Linked DNA regions of Mus musculus: regions 1, 3 and 4 are each linked to region 2. Evidence: chromatin loops called from intact Hi-C (ENCODE). Cell type or tissue: left cerebral cortex. All regions are shown on one strand.

The links. Peaks named below come from ENCODE experiments on the same cell type or tissue, not always from the same donor. Only the 100,000 strongest peaks of a DNase experiment are listed, where the experiment ranks them.
Region 1: it touches region 2 in a loop (3-fold over the local background); 3 of 42 quality-filtered maps call a loop at or near these places.
Region 3: it touches region 2 in a loop (2.3-fold over the local background); 5 of 42 quality-filtered maps call a loop at or near these places.
Region 4: a loop joins it to region 2, with 10 times the contacts of the local background. A loop is called at or near these places in 5 of 42 quality-filtered maps.

The regions. Positions count from the first base shown.
Region 1 is chr4:85,372,779-85,377,778 of GRCm38, forward strand. Sh3gl2 (SH3-domain GRB2-like 2) reads left to right here. Exons shown (of 9, transcript NM_019535.2): 4 at 3,563-3,706; 5 at 4,616-4,749. Among named protein-coding and RNA genes, the nearest start is that of Sh3gl2, 170 kb to the left of the region's middle. In left cerebral cortex, no CTCF peak of the experiment used is centred here; a DNase peak (open chromatin) is centred at 2,222.
Region 2 is chr4:85,202,137-85,207,136 of GRCm38, forward strand. It overlaps Sh3gl2 (SH3-domain GRB2-like 2), which reads left to right and starts at 3,320. Exons shown (of 9, transcript NM_019535.2): 1 at 3,320-3,485. The coding sequence starts at 3,441. In left cerebral cortex, a CTCF peak has its summit at 3,011; DNase peaks (open chromatin) are centred at 2,487, 3,291, 3,903 and 4,761; H3K4me3 peaks cover 2,277 bases; H3K27ac peaks cover 2,284 bases.
Region 3 is chr4:85,253,684-85,258,683 of GRCm38, forward strand. The region is part of intron 1 of Sh3gl2 (SH3-domain GRB2-like 2); the gene reads left to right. Among named protein-coding and RNA genes, the nearest start is that of Sh3gl2, 51 kb to the left of the region's middle. In left cerebral cortex, no CTCF peak of the experiment used is centred here; DNase peaks (open chromatin) are centred at 2,277 and 4,938; H3K27ac peaks cover 330 bases.
Region 4 is chr4:85,322,778-85,327,777 of GRCm38, forward strand. All of the region lies in intron 1 of Sh3gl2 (SH3-domain GRB2-like 2), which reads left to right. Among named protein-coding and RNA genes, the nearest start is that of Sh3gl2, 120 kb to the left of the region's middle. In left cerebral cortex, no CTCF peak of the experiment used is centred here; DNase peaks (open chromatin) are centred at 2,348, 2,855 and 3,476; H3K27ac peaks cover 2,990 bases.

The DNA of each region.
Region 1 (5,000 bases), 170 kb after region 2:
AACTTTTTTATTCTGGAGACACAGCTATTTGCTCTAGGAAATTCTCTTGAACTTAGAAAGCAATTTCCCTTTTTCATTTCTTCAATATTCAGCTTATTTAGCTGTTTCATTTCCTATACTAATAATGATTCTGTATTTTTTCCTAATTTTTCATATCTTTTTGCTTATTTTTTTATTTTCATTTTTCTTCTTGTGAGATATGAGTTTCTGTGGTTTGGTTATTTATTTTTTTTTAGTTTATGTTGTATTTAAGTTCAGATTAGAACATTTCTTAGAGTTCCTTTCTCTGCATTTTGTGGATAAAATATGTTGGACACCTGAAGGTGTTAATGATAATGTATGTTGCACTCCCTGAATTGTGTTTCTTGTGATTCCTTTGGCTTGGTTTTGTTATTGTCGTGCTGTTGTTGGGTTCTAGTGTTCCTTTACAGGTCTTTTTCTGGACTCTTGTGATCGTGGCCATCTTTTCTATGTCTGTATATAAAGAAAGGCTCTGTGAGTATAGAAGACAGGTAGATCACCTCCAGTGACCCTCTTCCAAGGTGGTCAGCCTTTGGTTGAAGCATCAGATGCATCTCGTATGGTTAGATACCCCTCTGGTTATCTTGCTTTCTGTTTTCTCCAGAGAATAATCTACCCCCTCAACCCACACTCATACACACACACACACACACACACACACACACACACACACGCACACACCATTCAGAAGCTACAGATTTGGTTGTCAGGCTCTTTGGTGAAAATGGAGAATATGGGATCATATATTAGCCATCTTTGCATGATTATAATGATATACTAGACACTGACCACCTGTAAAGCAAAAAGACATTTGTTTAGGTCAGAGTCCATGATCACATATGCTCCATTCGATTGACCTATAAAGACAGAAGAGGATGGTAACATGCTGTGGTAGGACTGTGTATTGGGATGAACGGCCATATCAAGCCACATAAGGAGACTGAGTGAACACAATAGTACCATACGAGGGACCAAACCCTTAACATTTGGTGGACACAACCCATATTCAAACCATGCCAACTCATGAGAACATGTTCTGACTGTTACTCAGCATGATCAGCTATTGTCTTAAAAGAAATCTACTGGATTCCTTCTCCCTCTTTCTTCCATCTAGAGAATCAAGGCTCTGTGTTCATTCTCTGGTACACCTTAGAAAGCTCTCCTTCACATGAACATGTGAGCAATCTTTTTTTTTTTCAAAACCATTGCCAGAGGGCTGCCCATTGTGTTGTGGCTGCAGCCATTGTGCTAACACTTACTATACACACTGACTTATGCTGCCCTTTGCTGAGAGACACACAGACCACTCTAGCATGTTTGCTTTCATAGCTCAGGAGAGAGAATGATGTTAGAGATCTCTTTATTCACTAAGCCCAGAGGAGGATGGTGGGGAAGTTAGGATGTTTACGTAGTTTGAAGGAGAGGCGACTCCTTCTTAGGGAAGTAAGAGTTTGGGATTCCTGACTCATGCATAATTTGGTGAAGCAACTAAGCAAAGATGGCATTATAGGACTTTGAATGTTTCCTATTTATGTTTCCTAGGTTCATTGTCAGTTTTTTAGAGAGCTATTTGGAAAATAATTTTAAAACAATCATGCGACCATTTGAAGATAAGCAGTTAAGCAATCAATGATGTTTTTCAAGGACACAGACATTTTATCAATCTAAGATTCTTAAAAATGTAATGAGTCCACAAGTGAATATAAAAGAGAATTTCTTCAAACCTGTGGGTATACATGTTTTTACATTATTTGAAGAAATAAAATCTTATGGCTTTCTTCCCTTTTCTAAAGATGTGGAATGTATCAATATGCCCTTAAGTGATGAATAAAATAATAAAGCTCTCTATAATTTAACAAGATTCAAAAAGGATTTGAAAATCACCCACAATATATCATGTTATGAAAATCAGATCGTAATAAAACCAAAACATAGTCATAAATCAATAACCAGTGTTTGTAAAAGGCATTCATCATGGGCAAGGCAGGATTGGAGAGGTGTGAGTTACTGTGGTTCTCTGGTGTCCACATCTCTTCTCTCCTTCTGTTCATCCGGTCCTCATTTTCTGGTACCCTCTTGTTTCCTTTGTATGTATGATGTTGCTTCTGCTCTTCTATGTCGGGCTGTCTAGTGTCTGGTGCTAGCATTGACATAGTACTTACCAGTTGTAGCTATTTAACTGACTCCTTACTCTGTGTGGGCGCTGTGTGGCAGGAGCTCTCTCCTGGACCTCAGCCATGGCTGTCTGTGGGAAAGACTATGCAGGTCTACTCCAGGTAATAGGTAATTATGAAGCACTTCCTCAAATCTAACATGTATGAAATTTTTTTCTACAAAAGCTTGAAGTGAATAAAAGGTAAATTTTGTCTTTGTTGCGGTCACCACCAGCTTTGTGTGTGATACTAACGCCACTTGCTGCTGAATACTATATGGTTCAAGGCTCAATTATGCTTCCCTATGGATATTTTCCCTTACAGTGCTTCACCCTGTAGGCCTTGTTTCTGTGACTCATTGGAGTCTCCTGTCCTGGCATTGAATATAAACACTTCAATCTAATTGCTCTCATGACAGATTCTGCCTTCAGCTTATTATAAACTTTGTGAATGGGGATAATTTTTCTCATTTTTACTCTATCTTGGAGGCCCAAAGTTTAAATAAAAGCCTATTTAAACTGTGTGTTTAAGATCAAATACTAGTCTCCACGTGCTAGAAGGTATTTTTACTTTCAGCTGAGATTTCCTCAAGGGTTTTCCTGCAGCTGGCATTGTGGGCTCAGTCCCAGGTTAGCGTGTAATCAACTCTGATAATGAATCGGGGACACCTAGGATCAGTCAGATCATAGTCTTCAGTAATGTGTTACTAAAATGACTTCTTCCACTAAAGTGGGTGGGAGTAACTCTTTAGGCACCTCTTGAAAACAAACAAACAAACAAACAAAAACAAAGAACAAAATGAGAAGAGGAATCGAGAGGTAATCTTTGACAAACAAACTCAATCTTCAGCCGAGATGTTTAAGAGATGTAGTTAGATATTTTAATAAATATAGCATTTTATTCTTAGTTTAGAGATGACTTTGAGAATAGTTTATTTTACACATGTTGTAAAGGAAACAAGACCCAGGCCCACGAGTTCACCACCGTTTCTTAGTTTAATCCACATACTCCTAGAGTTGAGATATGAAACAGGAATAAAACTGGAAGATGAGGATATGGTCAGGTATTTCTAGGATGCAGTGTACAAGCCCCAGAGTCTCTGCCCTGTTTCAGGCAGGAGGATGTGGGGACAGCACCCAAACCATGCTGCTGCCCCGTGAAGACCTGTATTTGGCCTTGCAGTATAATTCTACTTGGAGTTGAAGTTTAGAGTTGATGTATATTCAGTTGCCCACATATTGTACCCAAGGGCTGTAGGCCCAGTGAAGGTGCAGCTTTAGGAGCCGAGTAGATGTCTGGGCTGATTGGAGCTTGGTTCTCCAGCCAGCCCAGTTCCCATTATGAATAGTGATGCTATCTCCTAAAGGCTGTTCTCCCTTTGTCTCCAGCTTCCAGGGCTAAGCTCAGTATGATCAACACCATGTCGAAAATCCGCGGCCAAGAGAAGGGGCCAGGCTACCCTCAGGCGGAAGCACTGCTGGCAGAGGCCATGCTCAAGTTCGGCAGGGAGCTGGGTGATGATTGCAACTTTGGTAAGTAGCCTTGGCCATACTGCAGGTCTCCAAGGAGGTTGTGGTGCTGATTAAAAAACAAAACAAAACAACAAAGCAAAACCCACTAACAACAGCAAACTCGAGATCATCAGTCAGCCTGCTTATATTTTAATTCTCACTTGTAGATGTTATATATGGGGGATGAAATGTGATTTTAGGACTGCCAGTGTTTAAAGTGATTTGTCTACGCAGCTTTTGTCCTTTTCCTCTAATGGGACCCCAGCCTTGACAACAGTTCCGGCAGACATGCCCAGATGCCTTGGCACTTTCCTGGGTGTATCTGGCAGGAGCTGCGTATTAAAGCAGATCGAGCAGTCACAATCAGCGTGAATTCCTACACTGGCACCTGGGCTCTCTAGGATTAATCCACTGCTCATTTGTTTGGGATCCCTGATTCTGTTGCTCCAGGCAAAATAGAATTTATTCTATCTCCTCTCTTGCCTGGCTCTCAGGACCCTAAGCACCTTCTGCCTTCAAGCACCTTCTGCCTTCACTCCTATTGACATGGGACCTCTCTAGTCCCTTTTTCCTCAGTTTTTAGTATCTGCTTCTGCTAAAAGCATTGAGCTGCAACTGATCTCATATTAATGAGAACTAGTGCCTATCACAGAGAACAGAGAGCCTTGCAAAATAGTATTCAGAGTAAAATATCCAGTTCCTGGTAAGGAGGGATACTCCTCCTTTTAAAGGGTCCATGGAGCCTGGTTTTCAGAATGACTGTGGTAAATAGAAAAACTTCTTTTGTCTTGAGAACACTATGGGCTTTCTTAGACTCTGTTGCTGTTATAGGACAGAGGCAATCCCTACACAGCCATCTTGAAGGCTGTTGTTGCAAAGAGTGCTTGTCTTTATTCTTCAGGGTGTGAGATCTTCATTTTCCCCTCTCAGGTCCTGCTCTCGGTGAGGTGGGAGAAGCCATGAGGGAGCTCTCGGAGGTCAAGGACTCATTGGACATGGAAGTGAAGCAGAATTTCATCGACCCCCTTCAGAATCTTCATGACAAGGATCTGAGGGAGATTCAGGTCTGTGCGATCCTTCTTCTCACACACACGCAGATTCTCATTTCCCAGACAGTCTCCCTGGGATACACAGAAGAGGGCACGTGAATTTCCTACAGCTCCATAAGATGAAAGGCACTGGAGACCAAGGGCCATCAATCCAGGATCACAGCTGCAGCCCTGCAGCTCCTGAGCAGAGCATTGGTTCCTCTGTCTTCAACTTCCTTGTTAAACAATCTTCCCACCATTTTTTTTTTCTTAAAAAAAAGCCCCTT
Region 2 (5,000 bases):
CTGAAGCTCAGAAAATGGGGAAAGGGCAAGAAAGGAAGAGGATGGGGAAAGGCTTCAAAGCCAAGGAAATGGAGGGGGCAGTCAGATAGGAATGTTGGGGCATCAGGAGATCAATATCATGCAGGTCAGGCATCCTTGGACTGGTGTGAGTCACTCACTTGGCTGTCTCATCTTCTCATCTTTCTTCTGTGACTAGGCTAATAGGGCTTAGGTAGGGAGACACCCATTGTGCTTTGGAGAGATGAAGGCTGAATTACAGGAATAAGACTTTCACGTTTTACCTCCAAGGGACCAGGCAGATATGTACCTTGCTATGTAGCTTTTGGGGGAAATTCTGGAAGCAGAGTTATGAAGGTGGCCTTGGCCTTGATTTCCCATTTCTAGGAAGCTGTTGCTAGCCCTGCCACTCCGGGCAAGCACTCGTGCTCCTAGATCGCATCCACAAGCACACCACTCACAGGGCTATGTGGCTAAGGGTGTTAAGCCTGTGACTTAAGTGGTACCAGTGACAGGGCTATGCATTCACTCGGTCATCTCTGTCTACACTTAGCACCGACACAGCTGTCCTGCGTTTAGCTAGAGGCCGTAGTAGAAAAAGAGTGACTCACTGCCCTGTGTCACCTCGAATTTCTCAGCTGTAAGATCTGAAGCTAGGACTGAACGCCTTGGCCTTGTTGTGATTCACATGCTCACTGAGCTGCACATGAATTCTGGAGCAGTTTACCCTTGTGCTGGCCAGAGACTGTGAACACGGTCAGTGGGGAGAAAGATGGAAGTGGGAGCTTTCCATCTGCCTCTCTCCTGGGATCTATATCACCATGAAAGGTAACTAGGGATGCATCAGCCCTGTGCACACTAGCAGACTGGTATTTCCTGGAAGCTTTGCCATAATGCAGAGAGAAGTAGTGCATAAATGATGTGAGGAAATTATTGCTGACCATGAATTTACTGCCCAATTAGTGAGGTGGTGCTGTGTAGGGGATTCGCATAATTGGGCCTTTCTTGAGCTGATCCGGGTTTATTTACCATTTTCCCAGTGATTTTTATCTCGGGAGACGAAAGGGTAAAATGTTGAGTTCGTCAAAGGCCTTCCTTACTGACCTCTGATTCTAACCACAGCCGCCTACGCTGTGCTTTGAGACTTAGTTACAGATCCTTTGCAGTGGAAGAATTCCCATGTGAGAGCCGTTGAGCACCAAGCACACTTTCCTTCTACATTCAAGTTAGAATATATGCACATAAAACAGTGGCTTTGAATCATTGGCCTGGAAATACTTGGGCAGTGCTTCTCAACCTGTAGGTTGCCACCCCTTTTGGGATCAAATGGCCCTTTCACAGGGGTTGCCTATGACCATCAGAGAACACAGATATTTATATAATGATTCATCTCAGTAGCAAAATTACAGTTATGAAGCAGCAAAGAAAAGAATTTTATGGTTAGGGGCACCACAACACGAGGAACTGTATTAAAGGATTGCAGCATTAGGGGGGTTGAGACTGGCTGACCTTGGGGTTCAAGGGCCAATTTACATGTGTGGGCATCTTCCTGCACCATCCCCTCACACCCCTTTCTCTGATGCCTTCCAAAAGTAGCTGCTCAACACCTCTCTTCTGGGGCAACACCCCAAAGGTTTTCATAGCTAACAGTTGAGGCTTAAATAGAATCCCTGACTTAGATGAGACCTAGGTGAGAGCAATAGGTTCAAAGCGCTTTGAAGTTTTCTATGCAGAACCCAACGTGGTTCCTCTGATCTTTAGCAGCATACGCTATGAAGGTAAGTAGTCAAAGAGACAAGGAAAGGCGGGGACTAGCTTTGCTTTAAGATTTTAAGGTTAAGGCAAGTGCTCAAAGTTTCCGAGGAGCCTCTTCAGGTCCCCATTTCACTTCTTTCATGTGTTGAGACCAAAGTTGCAAATTTCAGACCACATCATAGATTTGTGGCAGAGAGAAGCGAACCCTGTGGCCCTGATACCAAAAGGTGAATTATTAAGAATTAGCATGTCCCTCCTGCCTAAATCCTCTAACCAATGTTTATCCCAATGCCTCCACGGTAGTTTAGAAATTAGAAAGTACCACAGATTGGAAGGTCTGGGCAGCAGCAAGGACCACAAGACTACAGACCCCTTCCTTCCTTTTGCTTTGCTTTGCAGACTGGAAGGGTATGCTCACTGCTCACTGCTCCGATATTCTGTTGTGCTGTGATTCACAGTAGCAAGGGTGAGTGGTACCCAGCCCGTGTCTAGAATCCCCTTGCACCTGCTCTTCCGTTCATCTTTACTCAAGCTGCAGAAGTCTACTGGCTTCCTTTACACCAGGCAGTAGAGGGGGGGGGGGCGGGAGGGGAACTGTATTTCTAGGAACCCAATCCAGGTCCTGTTGATTCTTTCCACATTCTCCGTAATTACTCTCCTCTTGGCGGCTCATCACTTTGATCCACACATGCAGGTGTGGCCTGCATCTGAGACTCTCCCACAAGCTCTTCCATACAAGACAAACTTGAAGTGGCTGCTCATAAGAGCACAGATTTCTGGTGCTGCTCTGGGCCCTTCACCCAGTCCCATCCACCCTTTGTCCCTATGTGGTGTTTGTATAACTTACTGCCTTTCCTTTCCTCATTATATAAAAATGTTAGAACGAAAAAAAAAAAGAAAGAAAAAAATGTCCATGATAATTGTGTGAATGCCAAGTTCGCATTCGTTTTTTTTTTCTTTTGAAAATAGAAGATTAAATGTTATTACTCATATCAATATATGCTATAGCTCATATCAATTCCATTCCAGTATCCCAGTCAAACTGTAGGGACCTCTCTTCATCTTAAGTAGTTAAGTTGTACTAGAACAGGAAAAAAAAAGTTGATAGATTTCCCTAAGGTGAAACAAGCTTAAGGGATATTAAAATCGAGGCAGAGAAATGTTTTCGGTGGCCAATCATGCGGGAAGGCAGGGCATGAAATGAGCAATAACTTATTCATGATCCAGATAAGCCGCCACCCTGCTTTTCAACCACAGGGAGGCCAGGCTCAAAGGGCAAGGGCAGTGCGCAGGCAGCACCACTGCGGCTACCTGGGAGCTGGGTCACCTGAGTCTAGACTGCCCAAAGGCGGTGATCCCTTTGCCAGGGCCACGAACGAACGACTCCCACAGCTGAAGACAGCCCAGGCTTCGGACCGTGGAGGGACTTTCGCCCCCGCACAGTGCGGGGGTTCCTCGCGCTCACCTGCCTCGGCTTGCGCCCTGGGCGGGGCTTCCCGCGTCCCCTTTAAGAGGCCGCATCACCCGCCCTGACGTCAGGGTGTCTCTCCGCACAAGCCCGCGTCCCGCGCCGCGCCCCCGCGCCAGCAGCTCCCGCGGTCGCACGACCAGCGGCGGCCCGGCGACCCCAGCCGCCTCTCCGCATCTGCATCTGCATCTGCCGGCCGCGCAGCCTCCCGCATCCCATCATGTCGGTGGCAGGGCTGAAGAAGCAGTTCCACAAAGCCACTCAGGTAGGGCGCGTGCAGGTGCGCCATGGGCCGCCCCGCAGACCGACAGACAGACGGCGTCCTCCCCTGCAACCCCTCCCTGTTCTGATCTGGTCCCCGCGGGGCGCTGCGCGGCAGCCTGGCTCCATAACCCGGCTCCCTGTCTCCGATCGGTGCTCGCTCCGCGAGTCTCCTCCCTGGCCGCTGCATCCCTGCTTCCTCTTCCCACTCCGAGTCCCTGTGGTCCCTGCCACTCTAGCACTCAGACCTCAGTTCCCTTCCCCTGGCATCTCTGCTCTCTGTCCCCGCTGTCTCGGTTCGCCGCCCACCGGGTTCCCAGGCAGTTAGTCCCTGCACGGCAGCTCTCAGGCTCTGCACGGAGGGTGCCGCGCAGGTGCTTGGCGGCGCGGCGGGAGATTATGTAAAGTCGCCTCGGTGCGGTGACCTTGCGGTGTGGTGTGCCCCACTGTCCTGGGATGTGCTGGCTGGAGCGAGGTTCGCTCTGGAGGCTGCGGAGGTGCCCGCGCTCTGCGCTTGCTCCAGGCTTTGCGCTCCCAGGCCTTCTCAGAACCCCTCCTTCCCAGGCCTCCCCAGGCTCCCAGCATGGGAGAATGTGGTTCCCCTAAGGAGCATGCATGCATTAACTTTTTTCCCTGGAGAACTCCTTGGTGAAGCTTATTTGAGGCCATGGTTTGATCAGTGGTCTGCAAGTCTTTAAAGTTCTCCCACGGGTTTTACTGCGGAGGCAGTTGTTAAAAACTTGAAAATCACTGTTTACTAGATGTGCCAAATTTTCTGTGTGGGGTAAGCTGAGATTAAAATTTAATCCAGACCCACATAATTTAAATCTCATTGGGCCCAACTCAGTGATTTTACAAAGAGAAAATGTCCAAAAATACTTACGATGTGACCCATTTCTTACATAATGTGTGGAGTTACAACCCTTTTATTCATTTGGAACAGGTTAAATTTTAAGATATATTTAACAAGAAACGACTTTATTGATAAACCGTAAAATACTTTTTGCGTAACCATTTAGCTTTAAAGATCCTTATCCTAAGCTAACCTTAATTGTGTGGCTTCTGTAATTTCTTGTTTTTTAAAAACATTACTTTTATCTTTTTTTACAATCCAGCCACTCCCTTCCCTCTGGGTCCCCCCTCCCACAGTTCCTCATCCCATTTCTCCCTCCTGTCTCCAAGAGGATGTCACGCACACCAGGTCTTCCCACTCCCAGGAATCTCAAGTCTCTCGCACATCTTCTTCCACTGAGGCCAGACCAGGCAGTCCTCCTCTGCTATACATGAGTCTCATTACCGAGTTCACAGCCTCAGTACTATTGCAAAAGGCATAGGGAAAAGGTGAAGACTGCATTCCTCAAGTTTGCTTAAATTAAGGTGCAGGATGACATTCACCCCTGAGCATCATCTCTGTCACCATAGACTTAGCATCATCAAATGAGTTCTGTTGGGAACTAATTTAGGGAGACAGGAAACAGTCATTTTAGGAAGTGCTTCTAACTACATATATATTTGGTTT
Region 3 (5,000 bases), 52 kb after region 2:
TTTAAAAACCTATGTAAAGAGTCTTACTGGATGTGATTGGTGTAGTGCAGTCGTAAAACAACCATTCAGTATTATTTATGGGATGTGTGTTCTTTGTCACTCATGTGTTTTATGTTAGAATCCATCAGCAGATCACCTCTCTGATATCAGGCACTCTTCTAATCGTGTGTCTGTTGCTCTTTCGACCTTCCCCCCAGCCCCAAAGCAGATGCTGGTATCGGTTGTCTCATTTAACTGATGGGACTGGCACACTGAAGAGATAAGCAGGGGCTCCTGGGCATGCAGATGATGAGGGGGCAGAACCAGGAACTGAAATCTAGCAGAGGCCTACTGCTAGTCTGAAGGATAATCATTGAATCAGAAGTCTGCAGGTGGGAAAGAAGTAGCCAAGGTGGCTTACAGGGCAGAAGTGGCGCTAGAGAAGATTGGAGTGGTGAGAAAGACTTCTCAGCAAAGACTCTGCCACACTTGCTGACTTGATGGACAAGGAGGAAGCCCAAGGATGAAGGTTGGGGCTATCTCAAGTAAGTGTGACACAGTGGTTTGAAATTCAGAGATTTGGGTTCTTGGGGTTTTCTGATCACAAAATGATTCTTATTTATGGTAAGATTGTACAACTTTTAAATATGTCAACTGAGTTTCAAGTGATCACAGGAAGCGTGATAACATTTAATTGTGTTGTTCGAATGCCTTTTTAAATTAATGTATAGAACCACAATAATCAAAGAAAAAGAGGCTGTCAGCTGGAGAGTGGGGGTGGGTAGGATGAGTTGGAGGAGGGTCCTTAGAAGGAGGGGGAAGTGATGTAATTTTATTTCAGTTAAAAACATACAACTCCCCCCTCAAAATGTTAGAGGATCTACTCTTGAAGAGGAGCCAGGGTGGGTTCCCAGTACTCATTTTCCAGAGCTCACCACTGCCTCTAACTCCAGCTCCAGGGTCCAACACCGTGCCTGGCCTCCACCTGCTTTTCACTTATGTGCACTGTCCCACACAACAGATAAACACATCAGAAGTAGAAACAAGAACAACCCCCTCAAATCTTAAAGTGGTAGTGACTTTAAACATTTAAATATCTATAGATAATTTTATAATGTATTTGTATGCTTGTTTATATAATTAATAATCTGTGAGAGGAGAACTATGACCATTTTCTTTTTCCTAAAGATAATTTTACAGTGAATGTCTTCACCCATAAAATATTCTTGTAATTTAGGAGTAGAATAATCCTAAATTTGATCATAATGCAAACAATAAAATTACTCTGGGAGATTCTGTTAATTTGTATCTCTGAAATGTATGTGACACCTTGGGTACCATTTCATCAGCAGTTTGAATGTCCTCCTGAGAATCTTTGTACACTTGAATTCACTTGCTACTTTTTGTTACACCCATAGCTGCAGCTACATGAAGCCTTTGTGTACTGTGCTCTTATTTAATTGCACTCAGTACCTGGTTCACATAGAATATTGGCAAGGAGTGTCAGGACTATAATCAGATAGGAAAGGGGAGAACATGGTCTTTGCTCCTTTACTCTGCCTAAAATCTCCCTGCCAGGGATATTTCTAGTTATTTGAGGTTCTCTACCTATGAATGGTCACAGTATAGGGACTCTGGGACTAACATGACTATTTCTCAAAAAATACTTACATGTGATACATTGTAGAGAATTAAAGCCACAGTTTGAGTAATTCCGGATGAAAACAATTTTTCCTTAAAATTATGTGGTGAACCACCTGGGACAGGTGAAGTCATGTATCTTAGAGGAGAGTCTACCACCTTCAGTCCAGTGAGGGGATTAGCGTGATCCCTAACTGCATTCTAAATATCTATCCTTGTAGTCACAGATAAGTGTAGCTTTCACGCCTCATCCAGAAATTTCTCTTTGCAACAGGAGACCATTATGAAAAACCAAACTGGTCAAAATCCAGAGAACAGGTGATCACAGGGTACCAGCCTTAGCCAACACAAGTCCTGCACCTGAGGCTCAGGGGAGATTGAGGAAGAGAGGCCCGAAAGATTTTAAGAGTCAGAGGACCAGGTGTGAAATTGTGTTTTGTAGAAATGACAAGGCAGCTTCACTCATGATACCCGAAAGTATGCTGCATAAGCAAGACATGAAGAAGAAGAACGCCAGTAGACGTACCAACCTGGAAGGGAGAAATCTTCTGTAGACAGAGAACCTCAGGCAACTAAGAAGGAGTCTTCTCCGGGGAGTAACTCCTTAACTGCTTAGTCACTAACAAGTAGTCATCCCTGCTTTCACACCCCCATAGCCACCCGCCCCCATACTGCTAAAGGGCATGAGCTGCTCGTATTGATGTGTGTGTGTGTGTGTGTGTGTGTGTGTGTGTGTGTGTGAAACATTAACGACTTAAGGAAAAGAAGGCCATGGATTCAAGGAGGAGCAAGGGAGGGGTTGGAGTAAGGAAAGAGAAGGGGGAAAATAACATAATATTTTAGTCAAAAATTTTCTGGCCATTTGGGACAAAATTGGGATGGCTTTGGCCTGGAGATCTGCCAACTGTTGCCTAAGGTTTTTACTTTGTTTTCTACTTTGCTATGTAACACTTTGACTTCCCAACCGTTAATTTTTTTTTAATACTCCATTTTGGTTCTTCATAACCAATGGACTATTTTACATAAATTCTTGAGATTATTAATTTCTTCCATCTTTTGATCTAAGATGTTAAGTTTGAATGTAAAACTGTAAAGTTGGGCAAACTACCACCGTGGTATTCTTTTGGTAACTACCACCATCTGTGTTTGTATTTCGGTATTATCTACACTCATGCCCACTTCCTGTTAACCTTTTAATGAACATACTTTATGAATTGTCTTGAAAGTGTATTGTTTAGAGATTCATTATCAGCCTGGTTACTTGCCAGGGTGACACATTAGCACAGAGCGCGTCCTCCATCTGCTTCTTCCCACAATCCCCCCCAAACAGTCATCAAGTAGGAGAATTGCAATATGCAAATAAGCCATCTGCAGCCTCCAAATGGGGCGGGGGGATAGCTTCCAGTTTTAGGCAGAAATCTGTCAGGGGTTGGTCTTAATTTCAGCAGCCTTCCTAAAAGGGGAGGGACTCTGCAGAAATAGCAGGACTGAAAATTCCCCCATGGCCAAAGGGGTATTCTAATTGGGTACCCAGGACACTTGTAACAAATCTGTTTCCACATTGCACCCTTTTCCATCTGAGATGTCTCACTTGATCCTTTTAATCCTGAATCAAAACTATAAATGGGGGTGGGGTGGACACCAAGTCGGATGTTTAGAGGAATCCTATTGGGCATTTAATATACCAATCGCCATTGTCCTGTTGCACACAGCTCTGTGGGCTCTCCTGTAACATTGGATGCTCTTGAGTGAATGAGGAGGAAGAGTTGGGTTTCATGGAAGCAACAGCCTCACAAGGCCACTCAGGCTGGGACTCAGTTTCAATGGATTCTAGTCTAGGACCCCTGTTACTGCTTTGTGGCTGAGCCAGATCAGTGGTGAAGGGTTCCAGCAAGCCATGCTCCTTTACAAATAACCCACCTCCCTGACAGTTCCTTACCTGTGGTGCTCATTGTGGAATGTGTTTGTACATTTCACATGAGATGCTGTTGACAACAACCTTGTGTGAAAGGTGGGGAGAGGGTAGGTCCATTTCATAGGGATGGAAGTAAGGAAAGAGAACAACACCTTTGCAGCGACAAAGCAGGTGGTAAGTGAGGTGTAAGTGGGCGAATCAGCATGCCATTGGAGCCCCCCTCCCCCAGCTTGGTGCTCCATTACTGTGGTCCATGACCCAGAAGACAGGGGGGCACAGGCGGGACTCTGGAAATATCTAGGGGCTGAGAAATGTGTTGGGGTGGGAAGGGAAGGAGACTGTTGACTCAGTTTCCTATTTGCGGTTTCACAGAATGTTAAGCGATAGTATTTTCAAAGTGAAAGGGAGACTGAGGTCACTCTGGAGAGCGTGTCCCAGCAAGTCTATCTTAAACTTTGATCATCCCCAGGCAACGAGAGAAAACTGTAATAAGCAGCTGTCTTGCTGCCCGAGGCCACTGAGCAGTGCAGAAGTTCTCCTGCCCCCCCCCCCCCCCCCCCAATCCCCGGCCCTGTGTTCTAGGCTTCTTCCTCTGTGTGCCTCTGCTTGAACTTTAGGGTGCTGGGGATGGGGACATGTCCTCTCGATTCTGGTAGCGCTTCCCACAGGGGCCTCTGGCCATGGAGTACAGCAGATGGCTCCTCCAGGACCCTGTTTCTTTGCTCAGCAGGTGCAGGTCTGGGATGGGTTCTGATCTCTACCTAACACCTGTTCCTTTTCTGCCTCCATATGTCATGGGACTCTCAGTCCATGTCAGTATTTTCAATTTGCTGTGGCCTCAGGTCATGTTTAGGGATGAATAGAGGGAGGTGAAGAGAGGTGGGGGCTTTATGGCCAGTGAAGATGGCCTGCAATTAGAGAGCTACTCCTACCACCATAGATGCCTCAGTGGACCTTGTCTGGCTTCAGGTGCTGCCTTCTTGGGGTGCTCTCCTTTTGTGTGTTTCCTGTCTTGTGTTTGTTCTTGCTATACTGTTAACAATACAACAGACTTTATGTTTATGGACTATTCACACGGCAGTATGGATTGATCCTCCTTTTCCTCTCATCCCCTTCCCACTTTCCTTTCTCTTTCTCCTTCTCCTTCTCCTTCCTCCTCTTCCTTCTCCTCTTCCTCCTCCTCCTCATCCTCATCCTCCTCCTCCTCCTCCTTTCAGGCAGAGGATGTAGCTCAGCAATAAAGTGCTAGTCTAGCCCCATTTTGAGCCCCAGCACTTAGGAGGGGGAGGAGCAAGAAGTAGAACAGAAATTTAATGTCGTTAAGGTATGGCTCATCCCAGCATAGCTCTGCCAGTAACCAAGGCGTGGCTCAGGACTCCTGATGCAGTTCTTAAGAAGCTCATGGGTACCTGGGATAGAGGTACGAAATGTTAGATTCTGCAGGAGTGGGGTCCGTGTTAGAGGG
Region 4 (5,000 bases), 120 kb after region 2:
CAAGAAGGATGTGCAGGGCCTGGAAGAAGCCATTTTATTCTCTAGAGTTTCATAAGGAGAAACTTCAGTGCAGTCTGCCATGGCCCAGATGAGCTAACTGGTGGATTGAGAAACCTCATACTGAAGTCGTTGTTTTTAATCACTGAGTAGAGAGGTTCTGCCAGAGCCTGTCCAACACAGATGTAGATGCTTGCAGCCAACCATCGAACTGAGCACAGGAACCCCAATGGAGGAGTTAGAGAAAGGACTGAAAGAGCTGAAGGGGTTTGCAACCCCATAGGAAGAACAACAATATCAGAGCTCCCAGGGACTAACCCACCAACCAAAGAATACACATGGAGGGACCCATGGCTCCAGCTGAATATGTAGCAGAGGATAGCCTTTTTGCACATCAATGGGAGGGGAGGCCCTTGGTCCTGTGAAGGCTTGATGTTCCAGTGTTGGGGAATGCCAGGCCAGTGAGACTGGAGTGGGTGAGTGGGGGAGCACCCTCATAGAAGCAGGGGGGCGTTGGATAGGGGGCTACCTGAAACCAGGAAGGGGGATAACCTTTGAAATGTAAATAAATAAAATAACCAATAAAAATGAATAAAAAGAAAGAAAGGAAAAAAAAAACCTCATAATGTCACCTGTGGATGGATTTTAGGTGGCAACACTCTCTGAAAATCTGAGCCGTTTTTTAAAATTTTGACATTTTCCTTTACCCAGTGTACTGACAAAGCTGAAAAGGATAGGTTGTCATCTAGCTCTTAAGCACGGTTAGAAGCCAGTGTTTATTTTCGTTCAAAAATCTGCTTCAGGAAGCCCTTCTCTGTGAGCTTTCACGAGGTTTGCTGCCCTTTCAGTGCTGGATCATCAGGCATGACATCATTATTAAAGCCTTCAGTAAAGATGTTTTACCAAGTTCCTAAACCCAGCCGTGAAAACCTGTTTCTCATTGGCATGTTCATGAAACCAAACACGTATGATTTGTATCTAGACACAGACGCAGATTTGTGATATTCCTCAGCAGAGCGTAAGGCCCTGGGTATTAGCCTGTTTCCAGTACGGTATCTGATGTCCTAACACGTAATGGGCCATCTGTGCATTTATCCATGGTGCTTAAAGATCCACCAGGCAGCACCATTAAGAGCTTACACATCGAGACTAACATGGGAATGCAAAGAATTCATGTAAGGGAAAGGGACATTTGCATGAGTATAAATTCATATGTGTATAGAGACCAGCTCCTGATGTTAGTCAGGGTGTAGTTGTTTTTAAAACAGTACAATGGAGGATGGATTCAATGAGGCTCCCGGTTTCAGTCTGAGCTCAGTTAGCTCCATTTGTTGGATCTTCCCAAACCAAAGGGGATGCTGGGTCAGAACTGTTCATCTCATGCTATCTGAAAAATAGAGAGAGACCCAGAGAAGCCAGAGGCAAGAAGTGTCCTTCAAAGGCACACCCCTCTGGGACCTTCTTTCTATTAGGCTCCACTTCTAGGAGTTTCCATTATTTTCCAGTGATGTCATCAAGTTACAGGTCTACCAATAGATTTATTAACTGACTAAGTCAGAGTCATTCATTCATGATTTAATTTTCAGTGGATGCATCTCTTAACTGGGAGGCCAGGCCTTCACAGTCCTTTCCCGAGGACACTTACAAACTGTAATAAACCACATTTGCGCATAGCCACACATAGACATATACACATTAATGTTATTTTTTTTTAACCAGCTGAACTGTTATTAATTAATTTAACAAATATTGATTGAGCTTCTAGTATGTTCTAGATACTGTGGAAGGACAGTGGATGCAGAGAGGAATAAGACTATGCATCTTGTTTACAAGTGGCTTTCTGACTCAGGAGGGAGATTGAAATACAAAGCATTGACATCAGATCCAGGGCGTTGCTAAGTGTACTGTGTGTGCTTTGGGACCTCAGAGGAAGAAGCAAAGTGCCAACTCCTAAAAATTGGAGGCAGGGGGATCATACAGCTTATGCAGCTAAGTCTCCGAGTCTCTGAACAAAACCTTTCCAATATACCTCTTCCTTTCAATGAAAATATTTTCTATTTTAGACACTTTTGCATGTAATTACAGACTTTTTTCTTATGTTAACTGAAGTCAGTTCTCTACCAATCTCCCTCTGAATTTCTTCAGTGCAGTCCCGAGAGGAGTCTAATTCCTACTCAACCACATCCCTACTCAGTTCTGAGAGCATCTTGTTCCCTGCCTTTCCAAGTCACCTCTCCAGATCTCTGTGGACCTCGGTTGCCTCCTTTCTAGCGTGTGACACTTAGTGGAAGTCTACCTGCCTTCTTTGAGGAGCCAGATGCACAGCATCTGCTGAGGATTCATGGCTCTTCCAGAGGCTGACAGGATGTAGAAGGGAGATAACATGGCAGAGAAACAGGCAGTGATTGCTGGACACTACCTATTTCTGAGACGGTAAAATTCATGAAGCTATGTGAAGCAAGCACAGTATGCAATGATAGCTATCAATGTGTTGGTCTTTTTAGTGGTACTACTTAAAGATGTATTTCCTTTATTCTGTAGGATGCTATACCTAGGATCTTCTCAAATTTAAGATTCTGTTCAAAACCTGTGTATCCTACATATTTAATGAATTTTAGTGCAGGGTGGTGATCACAGGCCTGTAAACACATATTTTTGTGTATTTTGTGTATTTTCCTGCTATTGCTTAGACTGGGCTCTTGCAAAACACAACTGAGTTTCTAGGTGAACTCCATGCTTCTAAGCAGAACACTCTAAGTTCCAACTGATACTTTCGTAGCTGAATATTCTGCATCTCCAGATGGTCGTGGTAAGACTTTAGCATTTGCCATATGGGGAAGCAGTAAACACGTTCAGCAGAAAGCAGAGGCAGAATCCAGCGCGCTGCTTTTGCAGCCCTGGCTTATGTCCTTCCACACTCACAGGGAGCAGGAGCTTCTTGCTGTGACTTAGAAGCACCCTGTCCTATTGCCAGCAGCAGACGAACTGCAGTAGAGAGGAGATGCTGTTTATTGATCAGACACACCACTGGGGTCAGGCCTGGAAGGATGTGTGAAATACTATGTGGCAGCATTTATTACATTTACAGGGGAGTTCCTAAGCTCCATTTCTCAGTCTTCTTATCTAATAGTATAGGATAATGAGGTTTAATTAGTCTGGGAGAGGCTCAGATGGTTCTGCATTAAGAAACACGGCTGTAGGGAGCGAGCAGCATCCTTTTTGCCTATGGCCTGATATACATTATTTCTCCCATCCTTCTATCCTTCCATCCACTAACTTTGATGGGTCAACTTTATACCAGCAAATAAATGGGGGTGTCAGAAGGATGGGACATACTGTTCTTATCTTAAAGAATCTTCACTTAGCTCTCTGCTTTAGTAAGCACAGATACATGACCTTGAGGATTATTTTCATATTCCTTGAGTATACCAGGAACAGTGGAATGGAGCTAGTCATTAGTCACGAAAATGCAGCACATCTTCCCACAGGCAGCAAGTGTTGCTTTGTCATCTCTCCACAGCCCCCAGTAGTACTTCTTTCTAACTTGGTTTAAAAAAAAAAGAAAAGAAACTGTAGCTTCTAAAACATAAATCCCTGTATGCATGATTCAGTTATTTCTAGATTGTTCCTAGAAATTCTTCCCAGGCCTAAGTCTAGTCAGTGTTTTCTTTTCCTTTCTTTCTTTCTTTCTTTCTTTCTTTCTTTCTTTCTTTCTTTCTTTCTTTCTTTCTTTCTTTCTTTCTTTCTTTCTTTCTTTCTTTTTTTTGTGATCTGCCAAGGTCAAGGCAGCTCATAAATATGAGGAAGGAACAGCATCATAACTTTATCTGTATATTTAGATGTTTCAATGCCCCTGTGGTTATTCATATTTAAAGTACTGTGCTCTGTGAAGGTGAAGGCTCCTCCCCATGTTTCAGTATTTATTCTGCTTCTGACTGAGAGGATTATGCATCTGTATGAGACATGGTGCGATGTTTCACTTCACTGTGGCTTCCGTGCACCTTCCTTTGATAACAGAGTCCTTTTAATTTCTATTTTGTTGTTGCAGAGATCCTCATCTGTTGTTGAGTATCTTGTTCATAAACTTAGTAACCATCAGTGGGAAAGCTGTATTTTATCAGCAGAAGAAATGGGTTCTTATCTGTCTTCAATTTGAAGATTGAAATCGTTGTACCACTTCTTGGCACATATACACAAAAATATTGACTTGGTACTAAGGTGATGGTGCAGAGACTGCCCTGGAAGTGAATTGTGTGCTCTTCTTCCTCTTAGGGAATGTGATGGAGATTGGAAGCCTGACACTAGTTCCTGGCTTGCTTTGAACACATAGGCTACATCAAGGTGGGGAATACGGAAAGTCCACCCACTCCTCTCTGGATCTTTCTGCCATGTGCTTGGGCTTGTGGTCTCTCTGCAGCCCTGTGCACTGCAGTTTGTCAAGATGACTGCTTGGCTTTTCATTTTGATCTTGGCCTTTCAAGCATAGACGCTAACTCCCCTATCTAGTCCTGGAAACGAGCACTGTCAAGGCCACATCTAAGGTTTTCATGGGACTTGATATTTCAGGTTCTCTTAAACGCTGACACCATTGCACACACTAGCAAAATTTTGCTGAAAGGACCCAGATATAGCTCTCTCTTGTGAGACTATGCCGGGGCCTAGCAAATACAGAAGTGGATGATCACAGTCAGCTATTGGATGGGTCACAGGGCCCCCAATGCAGGAGCTAGAGATATTACCCAAGTAGCTAAAGGGAACTACAACCCTATAGGTGGAACAACAATATGAACTAACCAGTACCCCGAAGCTCTTGTCTCTAGCTGCATATGCATCAAAAGATGGCCTAGTCGGCCATCACTGCAAAGAGAGGCCCTTTGGACTTGCAAACTTTATATGTCCCAGTACAGGGGAACGCCAGGGCCAAAAGGGGGGAGTGAGTGGGTAGGGGATTGGGGGGGGGTGGGTATGGGGGACTTTGGGGATAGCATTGGAAATGTAAAGGA